Linked DNA regions of Homo sapiens: all the other regions are linked to region 1. A link is a loop called in an ENCODE intact Hi-C map of the cell type or tissue named here. Cell type or tissue: dorsolateral prefrontal cortex. All regions are shown on one strand. Region 1 holds the start of SNORD172 (small nucleolar RNA, C/D box 172). Region 2 overlaps KAT6B (lysine acetyltransferase 6B). Region 3 overlaps KAT6B (lysine acetyltransferase 6B).

Evidence for each region. Hi-C counts contacts between places; a loop is a spot of excess contacts. Peaks named below come from ENCODE experiments on the same cell type or tissue, not always from the same donor. Only the 100,000 strongest peaks of a DNase experiment are listed, where the experiment ranks them.
Region 2: a loop joins it to region 1, with 2.5 times the contacts of the local background. A loop is called at or near these places in 14 of 110 quality-filtered maps.
Region 3: a loop joins it to region 1, with 5 times the contacts of the local background. A loop is called at or near these places in 4 of 110 quality-filtered maps.

What each region holds. Positions count from the first base shown.
Region 1 is chr10:75,015,393-75,023,392 of GRCh38, forward strand. It overlaps KAT6B (lysine acetyltransferase 6B), which reads left to right. Exons shown (of 18, transcript NM_012330.4): 14 at 5,190-5,421; 15 at 5,734-5,893; 16 at 6,489-6,839. It overlaps SNORD172 (small nucleolar RNA, C/D box 172), which reads left to right and starts at 6,341; the gene lies at 6,341-6,399. RefSeq lists silencers at 1,504-1,671, 6,998-7,107. In dorsolateral prefrontal cortex, CTCF peaks have their summits at 4,176 (motif pointing left) and 7,078 (motif pointing left); a DNase peak (open chromatin) is centred at 7,069; H3K4me3 peaks cover 1,804 bases; H3K27ac peaks cover 3,963 bases.
Region 2 is chr10:74,885,899-74,893,898 of GRCh38, forward strand. All of the region lies in intron 3 of KAT6B (lysine acetyltransferase 6B), which reads left to right. Among named protein-coding and RNA genes, the nearest start is that of KAT6B, 63 kb to the left of the region's middle. In dorsolateral prefrontal cortex, CTCF peaks have their summits at 3,612 (motif pointing right) and 3,811; a DNase peak (open chromatin) is centred at 3,660.
Region 3 is chr10:74,922,486-74,930,485 of GRCh38, forward strand. The region is part of intron 3 of KAT6B (lysine acetyltransferase 6B); the gene reads left to right. Among named protein-coding and RNA genes, the nearest start is that of SNORD172, 95 kb to the right of the region's middle. In dorsolateral prefrontal cortex, no CTCF peak of the experiment used is centred here; a DNase peak (open chromatin) is centred at 4,886; H3K27ac peaks cover 6,820 bases.

The DNA.
Region 1 (8,000 bases):
GTGAGAACTAAGGTTCAGCATCCTTCTGCACTAATTGCAAAATCACCACAAAATTTAAACGAGGAGATATAAATAGCCTGTCAAGTTCATTTGTCATTATTTAAACTGATAACATGCCATTCATCCAGTTGGTCAGTGCTGCTCTGCACCAGAAACCAGGAACAGATGAGCGTACAAACCAGTGAATTGCCATCTCCAAGCATGAGATAACTTGGTTAGAGTCATCAGATTTCCTGTGCTCAAAAGCTGCCATAAATCCCTGGCCTCGTGTCTGTTCCCAGGCTTGCAAACCCAGTGCCGTCGACTGATACAGACCTTTCAGCAGGATTTGCTGAGCTAAACAGGTGTCTGATGAAAAGTGTGTAATCCTCAAAGATTATCATCCCCTAAAAGCAGCTGGTGACCCCAAACTCACATAATCCAGAGAGATGGAAGTTGGGAGTGAGTAGCTTGCCAAAGTTTACACTTTGGTGTTTGAGGAGGTTCATATGGTTTGGTTTGGTTCCAGGTAGTGGAAGATGGAGGTGTGCAGGGGTGAGGGTGTCTGCCCCTGTCGGGGGAGATCCCTGTCCCTATCCATGCCCTTGCCTGAGAACATTATTCTACTATGGTCCATTTACACTCTTGAATACTCCTAGTTTAAAGGGAAGGAATTTTCATTTTCAATGAGCGTTAACATTACAGTTATTATGCTGGGAATTAAATTTAATTTGGGAATTTGGGTCTGCAAAAACATATCTTGACCTTGTCTAGATAGTTCCTTCCTTATCCTAATAGATCTGTCTACATGAGATAACTCTCTACCACTTTTATTTTCTCCCACTGGGAGAGAGTTAACCATTTCAAACTCAGGGCTAGTTAACATGAGATTTGATTCTTTTACTGCAAGTAGTTAAGCCTTAACAGAGGTGAGGCACACTCGGGTTCCATGCAGTACAGCTTAGAAATGCTTACTTTTTATAGACAGAAATCACATTGTTCTTCCTTTCCCTTTAAGCAGACATCTTGACAATCCTTTGAATTGATTATGTGGCCTGTATACTGAAAGTCAGATGTCACCTTCCCCAGGATAAGTACTTCCAGTAAAGCAAAAGAGGAAGCCAGCTTTTGCTACGATCAAGATAGTTGATGTGGATGAGGGGTTTATGGGCTACCCCGTTTTCAATTACAAGGCTCCCACTCACAGAGTAAGTGCTGTTGGCCAGCACCTCTGGCTCACAGACAAGTTCCAGGGAATAATTTCACCAGCGATTAATTATACTGCAGCTACTGGGATTTGTCCTCCAAACATCACTTTGTTTTCCATCTGAAACAGCCAGGTTTCTCCAGGGAGAGCTGAGGTTTTCTGATTGAAAGTATCCCGAGTTAAGGAGAAGTGTTAGAGCACCATGGGAATCTATTCACCAGGGGTGTACTGTACTTGTTTCAGATGCTTCAGGATAATACACCAGCTTCTAAGATAAGTGCTTTTTTTTTTTTTTTTTTTTTGAGATGGAGTTTCACTCTTGTTGCCCAGGCTGGAGTGCAATGGCATGATCTCGGCTCACTGCAACCTCTGCCTCCCGGATTCAAGTGATTCTCCTGCCTCAGCCTCCCGAGTAGCTGGGATTACAGGCGCACGCCACCATGCCCGGCTAGTTTTGTGTTTTTAGTAGAGATGGGGTTTCTCCATGTTGGTCAGGCTGGTCTCGAACTCCTGACCTCAGGTGATCTGCCCACCTCAGCCTCCCAAAGTGCTGGGATTACAGGCATGAGCCACCGCGCCCAGCCAAGATAAGTGTTTTTTATTTCCCTGCATCTTAGATCAATTATTTGGAATTTTTTTGGTAAGTTAAGAGCTGTAACTTAAACCACCACATCTCTATGATGTACTCAATAAGTGAAATGTTCTTACCAAAAATTTTTCTTCCAATGGGCTATATCATAATTATGTTGTGAAGAGCCTAGAAAAAAATAGAGGCCGGGCACAGTGGCTCACGCCTGTAATCCCAACACTTGAGGGACTGAGGTCAGGAGTTCGAGACCAGCCTGGGCAAAATGGTGAAACCCTGTCTCTACTAAAAATGCAAATCTTAGCCAGGCATGGCCACTGGCGCCTGTAATCCCAGCTACTCAGGAAGCTGAGGAAGGAGAATCGCTTGAGCCTGGGAAGCGGAGGTTGCATCGAGCCCATATCGCACCATTGCACTCCAGCCTAGGCAACAGAGCAAGTCTCTGTCTCAAAAAAAAAAAGTACAAAGAAACAAAAGGTGGCAAGAAATTCGTTTTTTAAAACATCGCATGTTATGAGGGTCAGAGTAGTGAAGTGCCACCAGCTGCAGCCTTCTGAGAGGAAGTGCTGCTGCTGGTTCAAATGGAATTCTGTCCTACATCCACCAAGCACGCCAGTGGAGTGGACATGACACACACTTTTCTTCTAAGCTGTACAGTTTAACATATTACAAGTGAGTTCATTTAACTAGTAAGGAATCAGAAATGTATCTTTGTTCATTTTGATCGTTTTGATGGATTCTGTTTTCTCTTACGTGAGTAGACTTTGTGGACTTCCAAATGGCTCCTGGCATAAGTGCCAGTTCCTGCTATTAGTTCCTTGAGGGTCTCATGAGTCAGAGAGGAGAGGGAAAAACCCACTGCAAGCCATGCAGGGGTCCCTTCGGATAGTGGCCTTGTGCAGTCTGCAGTGTCGGTGCACGTCATCCCTGCACACCCGCCTGCTGTGCTCTGGCTGGAGCTTGGGTTTGCAGTTGTCTTCTTTACAGCACCCAGGGAAGCATGGCCTCCTGGCAGGTGTTGGCCACTCCCTGCTTTCTCCTGGCCTTTGCAAGCACAGTGCAAGGGTGTTTGCTGAAAAAGACCACTGGGCTTTCAGTGTACCCACACCCATCAGGGCTGATCACCCTGCTGCCACCTCCCCAGGACTCTTCCGTGACTATCAGTCATAGCCTGAAGTCTGTGTCCAAGGGAGTGTCTCAGGAGACAGCCACTTAACATGGTAGGAGTAGCAGGTGCTAAAAGGTTTATGCCTAAATGCTCCCCATGGACCCCAAGTTGCCTGCTGGTTTGAGTGGCCTAACCCATTTAGGCTCAGGCCCTGACAGGGTGTGTGTGCACCACTTCGGGGTGTGAAAGCATGAACAGCTGCGGAAAGCGTGGGTTTTCTGATGCTGGCTGCTGCTGCCTTCCGGATTAGGGACTGTAGCGGGGAGACAGAACAAAGGAACACATGTGCTTCTGGGTAAGCTGGCCCATCATAGTGGGGGACATAAGGTATGGGGGGGCACATACCACCTTGGTATGAACACTTTGGTTGTACAGAATTCTTTCAGCAAGGCTGAGAGGAGTGGGGCTTTCTGTCCTTGACTGCTGGATTCAAATAAGCACCAGTAGAGGACCTGGGGACTTTCACACTCACTGCAGGGGACTTTCAATTGTGGGATCTCATGGACAAAAGGGAATGGTTCTATATCCACGGCTCTATGGTTCTCACCCCCCCAGGAGTACAAAGCTGGGACCCCCCAGCCTCCTGGGTACGTTTCTCAGCATGTGCCAAGCACTTTGGAGGCAGGTGACGGATGTGCCAATTATCTGTATTCTGAGGTGTGGGCTCCCTTCATACTCTGGCAACACAGAGACGTAGAGAGCTCTTCTTCGTGTTGACAGGACACAATATGGGCTGGCTTCGGCACAGTGGCCATCACTGTGTTAGCATTCCTGACACACTGCTATTGAAAGCCCCAATCTGCTGCCAAATTACATGTAGACAGTGGTTTCACTGTAAAATGTTGCGGTGCTTGTTTGCATTCAGTCAAATACTTTGCACTTAAACATGGGTTAAAGAGACAAATAAGTCAAAAGACCTTAGCAAAACCTGAAGTTAAATTTACGCCTATTCTTCATAATGGCATTCAGATTAAAGCCATCAAAATGCAAAATGCTGTGATTATACCCTTCGAGGGTTCAGGCTGGATTCTTGTTTTGTATTTCTGCATTACTGTATTTGCAGTGATTTTGAGATGCAGGAAAATGCATCAGAGGCATTGATTTCTTCTTTAACAAAAAATAACCCTAAAATTGAGAAAATTCTTGAGAATGCAGCCATTTTGGAAATGTAGATAAAGAAGAAAAATGCTGAAGATTTGGGTGGTTTATGGAGCCGTATGATTTTGTCATTGCTGCCACCTACTGTATGTGGTTGATGTTTGTTTAAACTTAGGAAGTTCATGAAGGTGAGGCTGTTGAAATAGATAATTAGAGCAAGGTAGACATCATTAGCTTATAGCATTTCTTTTCTACCCCATAAGTGGCTCTTAATTACTGAGACAGCCGCCAGCTTTCATTCATTACCTTCAAGTGGATTTAAAGGGCTGGTTTCTTTTTTTTTTTTTTTTTCCATTTTTAAAGTTCCTTTGCCAAGGAACCTTCACAGTAATGCTGTAAAATGCGTTCAAAAGCTTAAGATGCTGGGGGATTTTCTGAGCATACATGCAATAGGTTGTTTTAAGGAGTTTGTTTTGTTTTGTCTTAATTTGTAGGAGCAATATTCTGGGATTGGATTGTAAATTAATTTCTATGAAAGAGGTGAAAATGGAGCTAGTGGAGCTGATGGGAGTTGCAGCAGTTGACTTGAAAGACATTCTTTTATTAGTCCTAAAACAAAGCTTCAGATCAACCTGCTAGTTAAATGTAACAAGCAATATAGACTCTGAGTCAACAGAGGTCCTTCTCTTTTTATTAAGACCCAGCTGTCAAAGGGTCATTAGGTCCTTCCTGTGGAAAACAACTTGCCCATTAATGTTGGGGGTGGTCCCTCGACAGGATTTCTGAGTAAGTGCCTGACATTTCGTTTTTGAAAGAATCTAAAGCTGTGGGAGACTTAGATGTTGAGACTTAGCAGGAGTAATGTCTTCAACCATAGCTTTTAGTCTTTGTTAAATATGTCACAATATGTGTTTGGAATGCTGCTGCTAGCTGCGTGAATTGACTTAGAGTGCCACTGTCAAAGATTCAGGAGCGTAAACTTCACGGAGATCAAATCACTATAACTGGGAAGAGGCTACATTCCTAAAGCGAATGCACTTCTCTGTTGTGATGTTTTTACCTTGTCACTACTCATATTATTTCTAGTGGCTCCTGTTCTAAGCTCTGGGAATGCCACAGTGAGGAATGCCCATTTATTTTTTCTGCCCTAGGCTATTTGCTTTCTAGAAGAGAAGGCCAAGCAGGGTCTCCTGAAAAGCCTCTCTCCGATCTGGGCCGTCTCTCCTACCTGGCATATTGGAAGAGCGTCATCTTGGAGTATCTCTACCACCACCATGAGAGGCACATCAGCATCAAGGCAATTAGCAGAGCGACGGGCATGTGCCCACATGACATTGCCACCACTCTGCAGCACCTCCACATGATCGACAAGAGAGATGGCAGGTGAGTCCTGGGACCCTGGGCAGCTCCGTGGCTCAGGCATCCCACACCAGAAAGGGTCCCTGGAGATAGGTGCATTCATTCCAGTTAAAGACTGAGGTTCCCTAACAGTATTATCAAACCTTTTCTCCTAAAAATAACACATGAAATGACACTTTTTTACTGGTTGGATTCCAGTGTTCTGTACCCTCTCATTGAGGTGCTTTCTGATTTTTCCTAACGCAGATAACATTAGTGCTAGCATATGTCCGTATGTGAAGCTGAAGTGAAATTTCAGCTTGTGATTACATCTTGTTCTGCCTTATCACATTACAGATTTGTCATCATTAGACGGGAAAAGTTGATATTGAGCCACATGGAAAAGCTGAAAACCTGTTCCAGAGCCAATGAACTTGATCCAGACAGTCTGAGGTGGACCCCAATTTTAATTTCTAATGCTGCAGTGTCTGAAGAAGAGCGAGAAGCTGAGAAAGAGGTAATGATTGTCTTTATCATCCTAAGTTGTGTAACTTCAATCTTGTAGCATTCTTAAGCTAAGAAAGTCATTAAGATCGTTGTCAAAAGCTTGGTTATGTAGAGATAGCATGTGAAATGATATGGCACTAATTTATCCTAACTGAGGTTGCATGGTAAGACATGATAATTTTATTGAATTGAGTATGAAAAATGAAACATTTATCATTGATTACAAAGCAGCATTTTTCACTACTGAGAGCATGTAATCAGATCAAATTCGGTGCTGAGCTCCAAGGCTGCAGTGTCAATTGATTCTTTGTGTTTATGAACTTGCTTAAAGTGCTCCTTGCCAGTGAGCATGTAATGTAGTGATAAAGGACTCAAATCAATTCGCTGCATCATTAATACTGTTAAATATCCCATGAAACCCAATCTTCTTTGATTTGTTATCCTAACTGATGCAAAAGGTTCCTGAGATGATGCAGCTGGAATGTGCTTGGCTGGCTGGCTGTCCTGATCAGAACCGACTTAGAGACACTTTGCCATTGATCCTCAGAGGCTCTGGCTGTGTAACTGCCCTCTCACTGGCCACCATTTTTACCCTCCCCACTTAGGCTGAGCGGCTAATGGAACAAGCTAGCTGCTGGGAGAAGGAGGAACAAGAAATCCTGTCAACTAGAGCTAACAGTAGGCAATCACCTGCAAAAGTACAATCGAAAAATAAATATTTGCATTCCCCGGAGAGCCGGCCAGTCACAGGGGAGCGAGGGCAGCTGCTGGAGCTGTCTAAAGAGAGCAGTGAAGAAGAAGAGGAGGAGGAGGACGAGGAGGAGGAAGAAGAGGAGGAAGAAGAGGAAGAGGATGAAGAGGAGGAAGAAGAGGAAGAAGAAGAAGAAGAAGAAGAAAATATTCAAAGCTCTCCCCCAAGATTGACGAAACCACAGTCAGTTGCCATAAAGAGAAAGGTAGGTGTCTGTTTAGATTTTCTGTGAGTCGCGTTCAATCAAATCTTATTTGTCATTGCAGACATTCTGTCTATTAGTATTTGTTTCACTCTCTGTTCTTTAGTCGTAGTTTATGTGTACCCAGTCCCGCTGATCATATATCATAATCGTTTATCTCACAGTCATGATTATGTTTACTTTTCAGGTTTGTTAGTGCGGTGACAGGAAACCAGGGACAGGCCAGCCTCCTAGTCTAGTAGTCACTGCCACCTGCTGGTCTGCAGGAGTAGAGTAACTGAGGTTTATGGGAACAAAAAGGGGCCCCAGAAAGCACTTAAACCACCCTCCAAGACCTAGAGGCCAGGAGACTTCTCTAAGGTCATATGACTCATTAGAGATGGAAGCAGAACCAAATGCGTGCTCAAGACTCTAAGCCTGGGTTGGGCGCAGTGGCTCACGCCTGTAATCCCAGCACTTTGGGAGGCCAAGGTGGGCAGATCACCTGAGGTCAGGAGTTCAAGACCAGCCTGGCTAACGTGGTGAAATCCCGTCTCTGCTAAAAATACAAAAAATTAGCCAGACACGGTAGTACGCGCCTGTAATCCCAGCTACTCGGGAGGCTGAGACAGGAGAACCCAGGGAGGCAGAGGTTGCAGTAAGCCGAGATCGCACCATTGCACTCCAGCCTGGGCAACAAGAGCGAAACTCTGTCTCAAAACAGAACAAAAAGACTCCAAGCCCAGTGCTCTTCATGCTGTTTCTTTCTCTTGTTCTTGGCACAGAATTGTTAGAAAGCATTTTAGGCCCTTAATTTTGATGGTGATATTTTGCATTTGTGGCCAACTGCGCATTACTGAATCTCCTCAGATCTTAGTAGCCCAGTGATGTCTCTAGATAGACCATATCATCTCCAATGGTACAGAAAGTAAAGAATTGACTTTGTTTTTAGGTAACTGCTCACCCAGATCTGATATCTTTGTCTTCAGTATCTATCTGGGACATAGAGGAGAGCCAAGACTGATAGAGATATCACAATACAAGCTAAGGCTCCGCCCCAAGGCCATCTGATGTGGCATCTGTTAGGGAACTTGCTGTTCTAACTCCCAGCTCAGCGCTCTTCTAGGCCTGGCAGTCTTCTGGAAGGGTCTCCATGGGGAGGTGGTAGAAAGGAGCATCCCACAA
Region 2 (8,000 bases), 130 kb before region 1:
TTTTTTGTATTTTTAGTGGAGACAGGGTTTCACCATGTTGGCCAGGATGGTCTTGATCTCTTGACCTTGTGATCCTCCCACCTTGGCCTCCCAATGTCCTGGGATTACAGGTGTGAGCCACTGCGCCCGGCCAGGGGAAGCTCTTTCTAAGGGAGTAGCTTAGAGCACAGAATGCCAACTGGGTTATCATCAGGCTGTAAACAGTAGGATTTCAGTTTGTGCAAGCACGATGGTTGGGGCTGTAACAGGAGAAGGGGGAGCTGTTTACATCAGGGGAACATTAGGTTACATTTGGCTCTGACAGGCAAGATTAATTTTGTCTGAGAGAAGGTTGAGGTGGGATTGGAATTTTCCCAGGTATGCCCTGCGATGTTCTGCTGAGTTTCATGTGTGTTGGAGCAGGCCTCTCAGGCCATCACAGTTCTGGGAGATGGACTTTCCAAAGATTGGGAAGCTGGAGGCAGGGACACCTGGACACAGAGCCTTCTTCACCCCCACCTGCATCCCAGGTGAGGAGGAATTCTTGAAAATGCCGAGTTTGACTCACCAACCAGGAGTATCTAATGTATATAAATATTCCTTTAAACGTAAGTATAGTGATGAGTAGATAAGCCAGAGTATTTAAAAGCCACAGCAAAGATTCAGCTTCCTCTCCGCTCCCCCGTGCCCCACATCTGGGAGGACCCCACCTGAGCTTGGTGTTATAGTTGGCTGATGCTCTTAGGTGGAAACCCAGGGGCAAAGGACAAGCCACAGAAACATAGGCTGCATCTGCTCCTACTCTGTACTTCCACCTTACCTGCCCATTAAGTGCTATGTTCTTGACTAAATAATTCATGTATCGCAGAGAGGGAAGGTATGTGTTCCCACCAACCTCTGACCCATCCATAACCCAGTGTATTACACTGACCCAGGAACCAGAGCTCACTTCACCCTGCTTGGAGTCAGGGAACTCGGAACCTAACTGTCCTGGGCCCTCTTTCTGGTAGTTGGGTGAGTCCTGAGGGCCTGATACGTGAGGTTTGGACAGGCTGGGCAGTAGGTTATGGCATATCTTGTAAGGGAGACCATGTCAGCAGTGGGGAGCAGAATGCAGAGGAATCAAAGACCTGATCTCATAGTGCAGGTGTGAAGGGAGAAGAGCCAGCCTTTCTCCACCGTCTCTCTGGGGACAGGGGACTGTCTCGCAGGGACTACACCTTGGCATTTGGGCATGTCAGACCAGGATCTAGTCATCAGAGTTACCCAATGCCCTGGGGTTGGTTTCTACCAGGTCAGGGATGCAGTTCTGCAGGCAGTATGTTACATCTGAGACTACAGGAGAGAGGGGTGGGGTGACAGTCTTTCCATAGGGTGTCCAGACACTCCTGGCCCAGGGACTGAGCCATGGATAGTGGGATGCTTGCCTCTCTGTGTGGCAGGGCTTTCGTCTCTGTTTTTTGTTTTTGAGATGGAGTCTTGCTCTGTTGCTCAGGCTGGAGTGTAGTGGCGCAATCTTGGCTCACTGCAACCTCTGCCTCCTGGGTTCAAGCAATTCTGCCTCAGCCTCCTGAGTAGCTGAGATTACAGGCACATGCCACCATGCCCAGCTAATTTTTGTATTTTTAGTAGAGATGGGGTTTTACCATGTTGGCCAGGCTGGTCCTGAACTCCTGACCTCAGGTGATCCACCTGCCTCAGCCTCCCAAAGTGCTGAGATTACAAGTGTGAGCCACCATGCCCAGCCTGGTCTCTGGTTTTGAGCCATGATGTCAGGCTGACCAGGCTGGCACATTTAGCCTGGAATGGGTTAGGCTTCTGGCTTTGATGTTAAGAAAGGAAACTAGTGCCAAGTGCAGTGGCTCCTGCCCATAATCTCAAGACTTTGGGAGGCTAAGCCAGGAGGATTGCTTGAGCCTAGGAGTTTGAGACCAGCCTGGGCAACATAGCAAGACCCCACCTCAAAAAAAAAAAAGGTAGTTTGGTGTGGGGCATGCGCCTATAATTCCAGTGCTTTGGGCTGAGGCACTTTGGGGAGATTGAGACTGCAGTAAGCTATGATTGTGCCACTGCAGCCCAGCCTGGTTGACAGAGTGAGATCCTGTCTGGAAAAAAAAAGAGAACTGGCTGGTCCTTCCTGAAATAGTGCCCACAGGCTGGCAGAGCACTGACTGACACCTGCCTCTTTCAGAGGTGGGGTCAGGATAGCTGTATGGAAATTCTCCAATGTGTGGGTTGTAGGAGTGTATCTCATATCCCTTCAAGCACTGCCAGGCCAGAACCCAGTGGAGTTTGCAAAGAATGGGTTTCTTGTTAGAAGAAAGTATTACGTACATGTAAGTAATCTTGGGTATAGCTGGGAAGTGATGAATAAATTTGACCATTAAAAGATTGTAATGTCTGTATCACCAAAGACAAAATCACAAATATAATTAAAAAACAAATAACAGACTAGGAGAAAATAGACCATGTGCAATACACAAAGGATAAATACAGAGTATATAAAGAAGCTTCTGCATATTAATAAGAAAACACTAGAATAAATGGGCAAAAGATATAAAAAGGCATTGACAGAAAGGGAACAAATGGCCAATAAATACAAAGAGATGCTTAACTTCATTAATAATTAGTGAATTACACATTAAAGCAACTAGATATGATTTTATCCCATCAGATTGGCAGAAATTAAAGAGAATAATATTCTTTGGCGGCAATGAGAAAAAATGGGTGTACTTTCATATTCTGAGCATATAAATTGTTCAGACCTTTTTGGAGAAGGTAGTTTGGCTGTATCTTTGAAAATAAAATCACATACTTTTAATTTGGTAATTTTGTGTCTAGTGAAATACACCTGAACACATGCTCATTCCAGCACTGGAATGGTGAAATATTGGAATGATTAAATGTACAGTGGTACAGCCAGCATATAGAATGCGATACCTAAAAAGTGTGTAAGAGTGTGGTATAGATCTTTATGCAGCTGATGTGGGAGGCTCTCTCAGATACGTTTTTAGTGAGAAAAAATATAAAATTATTACATTTATATTTGTAAACCTCAAAATTTATATGTATTTGTAAATTCTAAAACATGCTTTTCAGATTTTTTAACATTTCTGAAATCAGCGTATCTAACAATTGGTGACATAGTTTACTAATTTAAACTCTTGGTGAAGCATAGTGCACATTACAAGTGATAAGATCTTAGATTTGATGAAGGATGATATGTAAATACGTGGATAAAGGACTCTAAGACAGACATGGGACGAGATTGAGGAAGTGTCAGTGGAGACTTTGTCTGTGTCATCTATGTTGTCAAATTTTTTTTACAGTGAAATTATATTCCATTATTGTGTAACGAAAAATTTTAAAAATACATATTTATATTTTTTAGACAAGATATAATTTTAGACAAGATAAGGTTGCCTGGATGTCTCTGATGTCTGATCCATTTCTCTACTTGGGTGATTATGCTTGATATTCAGCTTTGAGAACTTTAAGGCCTGGATGGTTGATAGAGCGTTCAGCTTCATTAAGAAGTTAAGTAGCTGTGAAGATTCAGTGGGAGAGAATTGAGAACTGAGGTCCAAGAGAAGGGAGGAGCCGAACTCCAGAATTCAGGGCCAGTTGCCTCATGGGGACCTTTGCATCTGTGTAAAGAGGTTGAAATTCTCTCCCCACAAGGTGGTGCCAGGCTTTTTATACTGGACTGGGCATACCCTGGAGCAAGGCTCAGTGGATGGGAGGCAGAAAATAGATCAAATCAAGGAGCCTTATCCAATGTCATTGAAAGGAAAATTCATTGTTTTGGGAGAGAGCTAAGCCCTAGTGGGAAAGAGCCAAAGGAATAAATGGGCTTTTAAATCTGAGGAATTTACACAAGGCAGGCAGGAGATGACCTGCCATAGGTTGGAGGCAGGCTCTGCTTGGATCCTGTGTAAACAGGGCATAGTGTGAGTGTCTCCCCATAAGTAAAAGCTGTGTTGTGAAGATGAACTCACAGTTTAGTAGTGACTTTTTGACCAAAGATGACTCTTCAAGAAGGGATAAGGTGTATGGAGTATAGCTCATTGCCAGGACTGTGGGAGGCAGAGGAAGGAGAGGACACTTGGCCAAGATGCCATTTGAGCTGGTCACTGTAGGAAAGGGAGAATTTGGACATGTAATTTTTTTTTTTTTTTTAAGACAGAGTCTCACTCTGTCACCCAGGCTGGAGTGCAGTGGTGTAGTCTTGGCTCACCACAACCTCTGCCTCCTGAGTTCAAGTGATTCTCCTGCCTCAGCCTCCCCAGTAGCTGGGACTACAGGCACATGCCAGCTGCCTGGCTCATTTTGTATTTTTAGTAGAGATGGGGTTTCGCCATGTTGCCCAGGCTAGTCTTGAACTCCTGACCTCAAGTGATCTGGCCTGGACATGTAATTTTTAAGGAGATATTCAGAAGAAAAGGGAGGTGAGCCCACCATTTACAAATGCACACAGGAGGCCGGGTGTGGTGGCTCACACTTGTAATCCCATTACTTTGGGAGGCTGAGGCAGGCAGATTGCTTGAGGCTAGGAGTTTGAGACCAGCCTGGCCAACAATGCAAAATCCCGTCCGTACTAATAATATAAAAAATTAGCCGGGCCACTGCACTCCAGCCTGAGTGACAGAGCAAGACTCCGTCTCAAAACAAACAAACAAACAAACAAAAATACACACAGGAGAATGTGAGGAGCTGAGTAGTACAGTTTTCTCGGAGTACACGTCTATTAAAGGGAAGCAGTAGGAAGTAAAATAGAAAAAGGTAGGCTAGGGCCGGACCATGAAGAGCTGAGAATGCCAAGTTTAGAAATTTGACCTTGAGTCAGTGAACTCATGTTTTACATTTAATCTTTTGGTTACCAATTTTTTTTTGTACCATCATTGGTTTGATTTTTAAAATACAGTCACTTTGTTTTCTAAGGATTTTATGATATATGTTCAAATCTTGAGTTAAAGGTAAATAGAACACAGTTTGGGTTTTTTTTTGGCATATAAATGGTTGAATTTCAAAATTATATTTGTGTTACAAACTTTGTTTTTACTCTCTGCCTTCCAGCATTTGCAAATAACCATTTCTCTTTCAAAGGAAATTCTAGTATGTATTCCCATTCAATAAAAGCAAAGAGCTGAGCTCTATATGAATAAGAGGTAAAATTGAACATGAAAATTACTGAGCAAGATTAGTGGGGGATGAAATGGATGAACATTGGGGAAAGCTGTGATCCTTGTTACCTTTGCTATAGTGCAATTTGGAATGGCTTCTTTATTCCTGGCAATTCCTGACAGCATTTCTTTTAAACCTGGCCACCTTTCCATTGCCAGCTCGACCTTGATGTTAGCTGGTGCTGCTACTGCAAGGGCTGCCTTTGGCAGGAAGCCTTCAGTCAACTTTCTGGGCTCTGGTTTTGGCTCTGCACATGCCTTGCTGAGAAGACCTTAAGAATCTGAAATGTGGAGGGTCATTTTGGGGTAGGGAAATGTGGTGGCAACTCTTGAGTTTTCTGCCACGATGTAACTTAACAGATCCTCTTGTTTTTCCTTAAATGGTACAAGGGTTTGCACCGAAATGGTAATTCATCTGTGTCTGTGATGCTTTAAAAAATAACAGTTTCACTAATGTGTCACAACATGTATTATTTATCATTTTAGTAAATGGATATTTTAACAAGCAACAATTTGCAAATTTAAGCATGGCAGTTAACATGATCTGACATTAAAAAATTAAATAATCTCCTGCCATCTTTGTTATCAGCCTTGCATTAAGGATTTTAGCCCTTCTGGGAGCTTTTATTTTTTTGTTGACTCTGACTGATGATGGCAGATTGTGGTAGTGATCAGAGCTATGCTTTTATAAATTATTTTTTAGTTGGAACAATATTGGCATGTAACGTGGACTGGCAGAATTAACATTGTTTATCATTACCAGTGTTGTTTTGACAGATATTCTCAGTTCTTTAAGGAAGCAGATAGGGAATGTCTGTAATGGACATCTGCTGTCCACTATAGGTTGCCCAATAATGAGTCCTGGTAGGTTCTACCTTCTGCTGTGGAAGCCAGCAGAGTTCAAATGGGCATTTTCTGTTCTTGCCTCCTAGGAACTGCAGGGGTGGACATGCTTCTTAGGCTTAGCCTGTTGACTGCTTCCACCTGGAGTTTGAATCTGAACAGTGTTAGAAAATGCAGGGACAGGCTGAGTGTGGTGGCTCACGCCTGTAATCCCAGCACTTTGGGAGGACAAGGAAGGAGGATCACTTGAGCCCAGGAGTTCGAGACCAGCCTGGGCAAAAAAGCAAGACCCAGTCTCTACACAAAGTAAACAAATTAGCCAGGCATGGTGGTGTGCACCTGTAGTCCCAGCTACTTGGGAGGCTGTGGTGGGAAGATCCTTTGAGCCTAGAAGTTTGGGGTTGCAATGAGCTATATTTGCCCCACTGCACTGCAGCCTGGGGGACAAAGAGAGACCCTGTCTCCTATAAAGGCAGCGACAGTTAGTAGTGGCACTAGAGTTACTAAAATTATCAAGATTTTCTTCCTGGATAGTCCTGGTTGCACACATCAGTGTTACTATAGGTGGACTTAGCCTTTACTTTTGTACATTTCGCACTGATACCTCTAACCACCTTTTGTGCACATAGCAGCTATTATACCCCCCATAGCATAACCAACCTGTGTAAGAGAAGAGTATAAGTCAGTTGCTTGCAAGGAACTCTTAGGGGTAGGGAGCTCTTGCCTGGGGGAGGTGGGGGTTTCTCCTCTTTCTGTCCTCCCCTAGTCATTAGAGAAAGGCCTCAAGAGAATAACTCAGAGATTACGGTTGAATTCAAGAGGGTAGATTGACATCTCATTGAGCTGCACAGAGGTACCAGCCAGGTGCTGCTGTGGGATTAGAATGGACTCCTGAGAAAGCGTTCTTGAGTGAGTGTGGTGTGGCTTTCCTGGAGTTTGGGGATGTCTGTGAATACAGAGGCAAGTATCTTCCTCTCATCTGAAAGCCCCCCATGTGGCTGGAGCTGCCCCTGGGGACAGTGTATGGAGAGAGGACAGCAAAAACGCTTGACATTTCCTGTGGGCCTGGTGGTCTACATGGAGGACAGCTGGCCTGAGTCTTTTTGAAAGACTTGTCCTGCCTGCGAAGGCTGCCTGCCAGGGCTAGGCCCGCAGCAGAAAGAGGTTGTGGGTGAACCACAGAGGCAGGAGCTGAGAGGAGACTGAGAGCTGAGTCAAAGGGCACCCGTTGCCTGCATCAGGCAGCATGGAGGTCCCAGCAAAGGGGTCTCACTAGAGAGAGCTGGCATGTGGACTCCTGCAAATGGTGGAAGATATTTTACAGGCTGCAGGACTGGACCACAGAAAAGTGGGCAGACCTTTCCCTTTCCTCACACTTGCCGCCTTTCATTCCTTGGACCCCTCTCTTTTTCCTCACTGCTGTTCTTAGGGGAAAAGCTTGACATTGGATAAAATGAATTTGGATTTAGACTAAATAGACTTTTTAATAACTGAAAGTTTGGCTTTATTTAAGATAATATTTTCTTTTTAAAACACTGTCTAGAAATCAGTGGGTTTTTTTTTTTGTTTTTTGTTTTTTTTTAAAGACAGAGTTTCGTTCTTGTTGCCTAGGCTGGAGTGTGATGACGCAATCTCAGCTCACTGCAACCTCCATCTCTGGGGTTCAAGCGATTCTCCTGGCTCAGCCTCCCGAGTAGCTGGGATTACAGGCATGCACCACCACGCCCAGCTAATTTTTGTATTTTTAATAGAGATGGGGTTTCACCATATTGGCCAGGCTAGTCTTGAACTCCCGATCTCAGGTGATCTGCCCACCTCAGCCTCCCAAAGTGCTGGGATTATAGGCATGAGCCACCACGCCCAGCCAAAATTAGTGGTTTTAATGTTACTAAATCCTGAAATAGCTTTCCATGATGACAAAATCAATCAACAATCTCAACCCCAGTAGACTGGAGTGGATTTTAGAATTTAGCACACTTTCCCTTATTTATACTC
Region 3 (8,000 bases), 93 kb before region 1:
TACCAGTGTGCTCTTTACCAGAGCATTTTAGCAGGTAATATTTTACAAAGGACCCAGCAGATAATTGGGCAGGTTTTTTCTTTAGGAACTTAGTGTTGATGGCCTGAATTAATCTGACTAGGAATTTAGACATTTCTTCATGATATATTTTGAGTCCATAGATGATCTGATTCTAATGTGACTTCAGTTTTTAACTTACATAGCGTTAAGCAAAAGGATGTGTGTGTATGTATGTGTGTTTGTTTTACATCCTAAAGGTATTACAGGCCCCATGGTAAACTTTTTGGCTCAAGTGAATCCAGAGTTTGGTATATGTAACCTCCAGTGGTGGTTCATGAACAAACACTTCATTTCTGTAGTCATATTTTTTTTTAAAGAATAAAAGTGAGCCAGGTTTAAAACTTGTTAAGAAAATAATAGCACAGGTGATACACAGATGAAGCAAAATTGCCGTGGATGGTCTGGGAATGCCTGAGGATTGAGAAACACTGGCTGAATTATACACTGTGGCAGAAGAAATTATAGGCCCTTAGAAACAGGTAGAGGTTATTGGAAAGATTCAAGCACCTAATGTTTAGTTAGAAGGTAAGTAAGCTGGTTTCTTAAGTTCTTGTTTATTTATTGGGTGTGGGCTCAGGATAAGTTAGTTTGAAATAGATCTTAGAGAAGTAAATGCAAGACAACTTTATCAATGAGTCATGGGCAAACAATTCTATTATTAGAAGTAGTATAGAAAAGGAGTAGGAGAAGTAGAAGGGAGGAAGTCTAGTATTCATTCATTTATTTATTCATTAATTCAGCCACTATTTCTTGAGCACCTGGTGTATGTCAGGCACTGTTGTAGGCACTGGGGACACAGCAGGGAGCAAAACAGACAAGTCTCTGCCCTCATGAAATTCATTTACATCCTAATGGGAAGAGACAAATAATGTAAGTGAGTATATAGCATGTCAGCTGTGAGAAATGCTATGGAGAAAAATAAAGCAGAGTAAGGGAATTAAGGAGTGATGGGATGGGGAGGCATTGCTTTTTTAAATAGTTTGATGAGGAAAGACCTCTCTAAGAAAGTGACATTTAACTTGACTTCTGAGGGAAGTGAGGGAGCATTCCAGGCATGGAGAAGGAGTGTTCTAGATGGAGGGAACAGCAAGTGCAAAGAGCCCTTGACATGTCTGAGAAACAGATAAGAGGCCAGTGTGGCTGGCGTGGAGAGAGAGGGGAGAGTCGTCAAGTAGTAAGAGGTGAGAGCAGATGGGAGGAAGGTCTCAGCACAGGTCAGGCCTCTGGCTTTGCTGAGAGTGATGGATGCCTTTGCAGGGTTTTGAACAGAGGAGGCACATGATTTGACTTAACGTTTTAACAAGCTGTTTCCTGCTGCTGTGTTGAGAATAAGCTGTAGGCGGCACCAAGGTGGCAGCTGGGAGGGTATTGCCACAAAACAAGCAAGAGATATGATGGTTTAGGCCAGTGGTAATGGTGGAGAGTGTGAGAAGAGGACAGATTCTGGATGTATTTTGAAGTAGAGCCCGCAGAATTTGTTGATGAACTTGATGCAGAGTGTTAGAAAAAGAGAAGACTTCAAGGTTATTGGCCTGAATAACTGGAAGGATGGAGTTATCTATCACTGAGATAAACAGAGGTAACAGAAGTAAAGGGGAGAGATGGCCATGGTAGAAGGTGGATTACACCTTTAAATTTTTAAAACATATTTTTATTTAAAATAGCCCTCACTCCCTGGCCCAGTGCACACAAAGGACCTGATTTGCTTTTACCCTGAGTTTGTCACTGTAGATATCCTGGAATACTTCGTTAAAAACTATAAATAAAGTGGCCATAATACGGCTCATTTTGTTCAGATTCTAAAAAAAAATTCCTTCATAAGCAGTTGGCTTCCAAATAGCAATGCATGCTGTCAGTTTGGTGACTAATTGGGTTAGAGGTTAATAGCAAGGCAGTCCTATAAACATCAACGGGAGTGGTGTATCCAAATGAAAGCTTGCATTAGGCAACAATTCAAAGAATGAGAATGACTAAATACCATGTTACAAGCCAAGTGAATTATATTAAGAGTTTTAACTTTGAGAGAAAGGGACGTTACCCCTGAAATAACTATCTTAGTTGGATCTTCCCTACTTAATACTCATAGTTGGGTTGTAAAAATGTAAAGGTTACCATCAAAACAGCACTTCTTAACCATGAAATTGACTAACTTTGTAAAATTAGAAATTCTGTTACTTACTTCCTACTATGCTGATTGGACATTCCTTCTTTTGCCAAAAGAACAGAAAGTTGGATTTTGTGCCTTCTAGCCAAGAGAACCACACACCTCTCTCTCTGTAGACCAGCTAAATGCTTCCTACTGCTCGGTGATGAAATCAGATCATGGAATCAGTCAGTTTGCTATACTGAATTTTTTTTTTTTCAGCTGTGTTCTAATTGAACCTTTGGGGAATAAACTAATTCTTAACATCTGAAAGTTTAAAGGTCTGATACTAGAATTTATGGGGTGGTAGAGGAGACCTTTTAGTCTCTGTATCCAAACCAAAATGTAAATTTACTTTTATTTATTTTTTATTTTTTGAGAAGGAGTCTCGCTTAGGCTGGAGTGCAGTGACATGATCTCGGCTCACTGCAACCTCTGCCTCCCGGGTTCAAGCAATTCTCCCTACCTCAGCCTCCCAATTAGCTGGGATTACAGGTGCTCTTCACCACGTCTGGCTAATTTTTGTATTATTTAGTAGAGACAGGGTTTTGCCATGTTGGCCAGGCTGGTCTTGAACTCCTGACCTCACGTGATCCGCCCACCTCAGCCTCCAAAAGTGCTGGGATTACAGGCGTGAGCCACTGAGCCTGGCCAATTTCTTTTTTTATTGTGGGATAATCATTCCATACTTCTCCCTCCTCTCTAGTCCCCACCCCCACCCCCCTTTTTCCCCCCACAAGTGAAGATGATTTCCTGTGCTGGTCTAGGATTAGTTTTGTTACAGTCTGTCTTTATAAGAACATTTCTTTTCCATAATCCAGAAGCATTTTGTAAAACCTATGCCTGGAAATTGAGTCACTTTTTATTGCTTAGATTTTCTTCACAGAAAAACATAGGTTCTGTTGGATGAGTATTTGTTGTGAAAGCAAATTATTAAGGGGTGAAAATTGTCTATACAAGTTGATGTATAGGAGGATATCTGAACTGGATTAGTTGCTCTTTTATCTGTGTTTTCAAAGCTCTTTAATAGTAACTCTTATAACACTTATAACAGTGTTATCACTATTGTTTGGGCATCATTCCATTCTGCTAGACTGGGAATTCTTTTATAATACAGTGCCTGATAGGCATCCATTCATTCCTTGAAATAATGTATTGAGTGCTCATTATGTGCTTGAAATAGAGTGTGTGCAGGAGCCAGAGCAGTCGGCAGAACAGATGCAGCTTGTGTCGCATGTGCGTACAGCCCATGGCAGGGTGGGGGGCAGGGGACCCAGCAAACAAGATACAGATAACTGCGCAGTACAGTGCCAATATGCACAGGAACAGTGACTGTCCCCTACCTACATAAATGCATAGACCTCATATGTGTATTGTGAATCCTCTATAATTGTTGAATTTGACTTTGAAATTAAACACTTGATATTTTAGACTAGTCAAAAATGGGATATGTTATTATTTTAATAAAAACACCATTGTATCCAGCCGGGCACAGTGGCTCACGCCTATAATCCTAGCACTTTGGGAAGCCGAGGCGGGCAGATCACCTGAGGTCAGGAGTTCAAGACCAGCTTGGCCAACATGGCAAAACCCCGTCTCTACTAAAAATACAAAAATTAGCTGGGTGTGGTGGCACACGCCTGTAATCCCAGCTACTTGGGAGGCTGAGGCAGGATAATCACTTGAACCCTGGAGGCCTAGGTTGCAGTGAGTCGAGATTGCACCACTGCACTCCAGCCTGGGCAACAGACTGAGACTCTGTCTCAAAAAACAACAACGACAACAAAAATAACACCACTGTATCCATATTGCCTACAGGAGAAAATGCAGATCACTTATTTTATGTATGTGTTGAATCATTTTAAATAACCTGACGGAGGTCCTTTCTTGGGCCCATGCCTCTGCACATGTTGGGCATGTTGTAGTTGTCGTTACTAGCAAGACACACCTACCCTTTAAGACCAGTCTAAATGCCACCTTGTTCCCTCCATGTAATCTCAGAACTTCTTTAAGGGCAAGGACCAAATTACGTCTGTGAAACCCTAGAGTTTGATCTACCACTTCACGTGGAGGCATGGGACAGAGGTTTTGTTAATGAGTGAATGTATCCATTTAATAAGTTCCTTCTTCAGTACACTCTTGAGACCTATTCTGGCTTTCCCAGGAAACAGCTGAAGGAGTGACCTCCAATCAAGTCAGCTCTGTGTCAATCCTTCATTTTCGGATGTTTTTTCTTCCTTTTCTCACAGGGTCATAAGGATCAAATGTAATAATGATGTAAGAGTTAAGCGTATTCAATAAAGGGAGGCAGTGGAATCATCACAATGTTGATCATCACAATCAACATTATTATTACTGCACCACTATAGTTCCTTGTAATACACAGTCCAGAAATATTATCACAAAATCTCACTGAGGATGTCATTGTTCTGGGTTTGACCTAGATGTTGATGTAATGAACAGTTCTCTATCAGTTAGTGTGTTGGCCTAGCACAGGTGCTTGACAAAGGCCCTATTCAGACTTCTGTGCATTACTTCAAACCCCTCCCTTTGCTCCCATAGTATAGTAATGAATTAGGAGTCATATCTTTTGACTGGCAAGGGACTGCCTAAAGCAGATCCCTGCAGATTGGGGCCTCACTGTTTCTGTGGGTATAAAGAACCTCTCGGGAGAGCCTGAATGATCAGGAGATCTGAACTGGGGAGCCATCGGCCCAGCAGGAGGTGCCTCTGCTTGGCCAACCAGAGCCTGCTGCAAGAAACCTTTTTTTTTTTTTTTTTTTTGGTTCTGACAGGCTTGTTGGGGAAATTGAAAATCTCCTGTTTGAAAGCCAGATAATTTAAAATCCTTTCTGATTCAGAATCTCAGCAAGTAGTGAAGGGCTAGGTTATTGATTGTGGGAAATGGGGCAGCCTCAAAGGGCTCTGGGCTATCTCAGTACCCCATCTCCCTCACCCCTCACGCTTCCTCAGGTTTCTCTCTCATGCTAGCTTGGAATGGATGGTGTATTTCCTACCCAGTTGCCTTTGTTTATAAGCATCCACCACCGCTGCAGTAGGGTCAGGAAACTGGCAATTTCCTCAGTGATCCTTGCCCTTGAACCCTATCTCCTCCAGCCTAGGAAGTATTCAGACCAAGTACTCATGTGTGACTCTCCAGTGCTTCTGGATAGAGAAGACCCTCTGAGCTGCCCTAAACTCGCAAGAGAATACTCCACAGGCTTATGTAAGCCAAACCAGATCATGAGTCAGACATCTGAACTCATCAACAAAAAGTGCTCCAGGAAAAAGAAATGGTCTACCTGGCATATTATTGTTTGAAAATTTATTTTAAGTCAATCCTCTATTTCATTAAGGGTAATAATAATCAGTCTACAATGCAAAACTCAGGGAAAAGTAAATTTCATTTTGTATAGCTGTAATATAACATTTTTTACTCTGCTCAAAATTCTTGAAATTGTTAATCCAACTCTATAAATTAGGATATTTGAGTAAAGTAAGTATCCATTGTTTGACTGTGCCAGAAGCAGGAGTTAACTTTTTCTTTCTCTGGTTAAAATTATCACTTACTTGATAGCTAAGTAATTTTTTGAAAGTCTCTTATATCCTGATGGTACACTAAGGCCCTGAAGAGAGTATAAAGGTGCAAGATTCAGTCCCCTCTCTCAAGAAACTAGCAGTATGATTGGATGGATAAGATTTATGCATGTGAAACAGAGAATGCTAGATATTTTGGGTGGTAATCAAGTGTAATAGTATGTGATTTTAGTTATAAGCGTGATGAGTGCAGGAAGGGAGATGAAAAATAAATAATATTTAGTGAACTCCACTACTACAGAATAAATATTTATAATATTTTCTATTTCATCAGGAAGAACAATTTGAATCACTGGCTTAATCACTGGTGGGGGGCCTGGTTTTTAGTCTGTGTCTTAAAATTCTTAGCTCACTTATGTCATTTGTCATATGAACTTTTTGGAGAAAGAAATATTTAGTTTTTATACGTAGTTTTTAAGACTTTAAAGGTTTTATAACCCTTTTCTTGAAAAATTAAGACATCAAATCAGCAAGTATTTATTGAGCACTGACCTTGGTCTGAGGCATGTACATTTTTTAGTTTTTAGACAACAGTAAAGTAACCCTGAAATAATGCCTACAATGACTTTGATAAGTACAAGATGGTGAGTTGAGGTTTTAGCCAAGAACCTTTGTTTTCTCTTGCTGAATATTTTTCTCTTTGGTTATGTGGTAGAATTTAGAGCTCAAAATGTTCAGACTGTTTCTGTCCAAGTAGCATTCTCACCATGGTCAAGATTTGTTTAGTGATTTATAATTAATTAGATAAAAGTACGCAAAGCTTTTTGGGCTTTGTACTGGGAAGTGCTACATAAGACTGCGTGGTAGTGGTTTGGGCCTCATTGCTTATATCTGACATAGCTTCCAGGATTTATGCCTGTCTCCACCAAGATTCTTTTCCTCTTTAATGAATTTGAAAGTAACTATTTATCTTGAATGAAATTAGTTTTTTCTACCTAGAGCTGGGAGTTTCATTTTCTAATCAGAATGTCTGATTTATTTATGTGCCTGCCAAAAAAATCCCAAAATACTGGCCGCCTGAGTTCTGGCTAATGTTTCCAGGTGCTCTGTTTTGAAAACATTCCGTTTCTACCCTGTATTACAGATGCTCTTGCGTACAGTGAAATCTTGTGATAAATATTTTTCAGTGAACATAAAGTATTTAAAAAATAAACGAATGGCAGTATTAGTCATACATTGACCGAATGCCACCAGTGTATTATTTATCATCATATACAGGACATAGTCCAAGACACAATCCTTATTTAGTGGTTCTGTAGTCTAATTATCTGTAAAATGGTCATGTCAAAAAAAACCAAGGAACCATCAGTTGGGCAAATTGTTTGCAATTATGATTAATAACTTGCTGTGGTTAATTAATGGGAAAATATATATGGCTTCTAACGGGCTGCTAGTTTCACATATATAAGCAGTGTGTATTCAAAAGAATTTATACCAAGTAATTATTTATTACTACATTCTAGGTTTAATTCTTACTTGTGTTTTCAAGCCATTCAAGGAAAGTGAGCACAAGTAGGTGATAGCCACCATTCTTTATGGTAATATTATTTAGGTCTTAAAATCAGTCAGAGGCAAATTATATTATTTGAAAAATGATTGCTTTTCACAGACTAAATTATCCTTATATTATTTTTCCTTTTTTTTTTTTTTTTGAGGCTTAGTCTCAAGCTGTTGCCCAGGCTGGAGTACAGTGGCATAATCTCGGCTCACCTCAACCTCTACCTCCTGGGTTCAAGCGATTCTCCTGCCTCAGCCTCCAGAGTAGCTGGGATTACAGGCACCTGCCGCCATACCTGGCTAATTTTTTTTGTATTTTTAGTAGAGATGGGGTTTCACCATGTTGGTCAGGCTGGTCCCGAACTCCTGGCCTCAGGTAATCCACCCACTTCGGCCTCCCAGAGTGTTGGGATTATAGCTGTGAGCCACTGTGCCCAGCCTCTTTTTTTATTATTTTAACATACTTTGAAAATACTTAATACCTATCTAGACCAGACCTCTTTTGTACCAGATATATTTATTTTGGTCTAGAGAAAATGAAGACAACGTATTAAAGTTGGGTGTACCCAATGCAAATATCTGTTTAAATTCAGTGTTCAGATTGGAGTTTTGTGGGCAAAATATTTAACAAGAATTGTATTTAACTTACCTGTGATTTTGACTCACATAGACTTAGCTGAAATGAAACATAGTAAGTACAGAT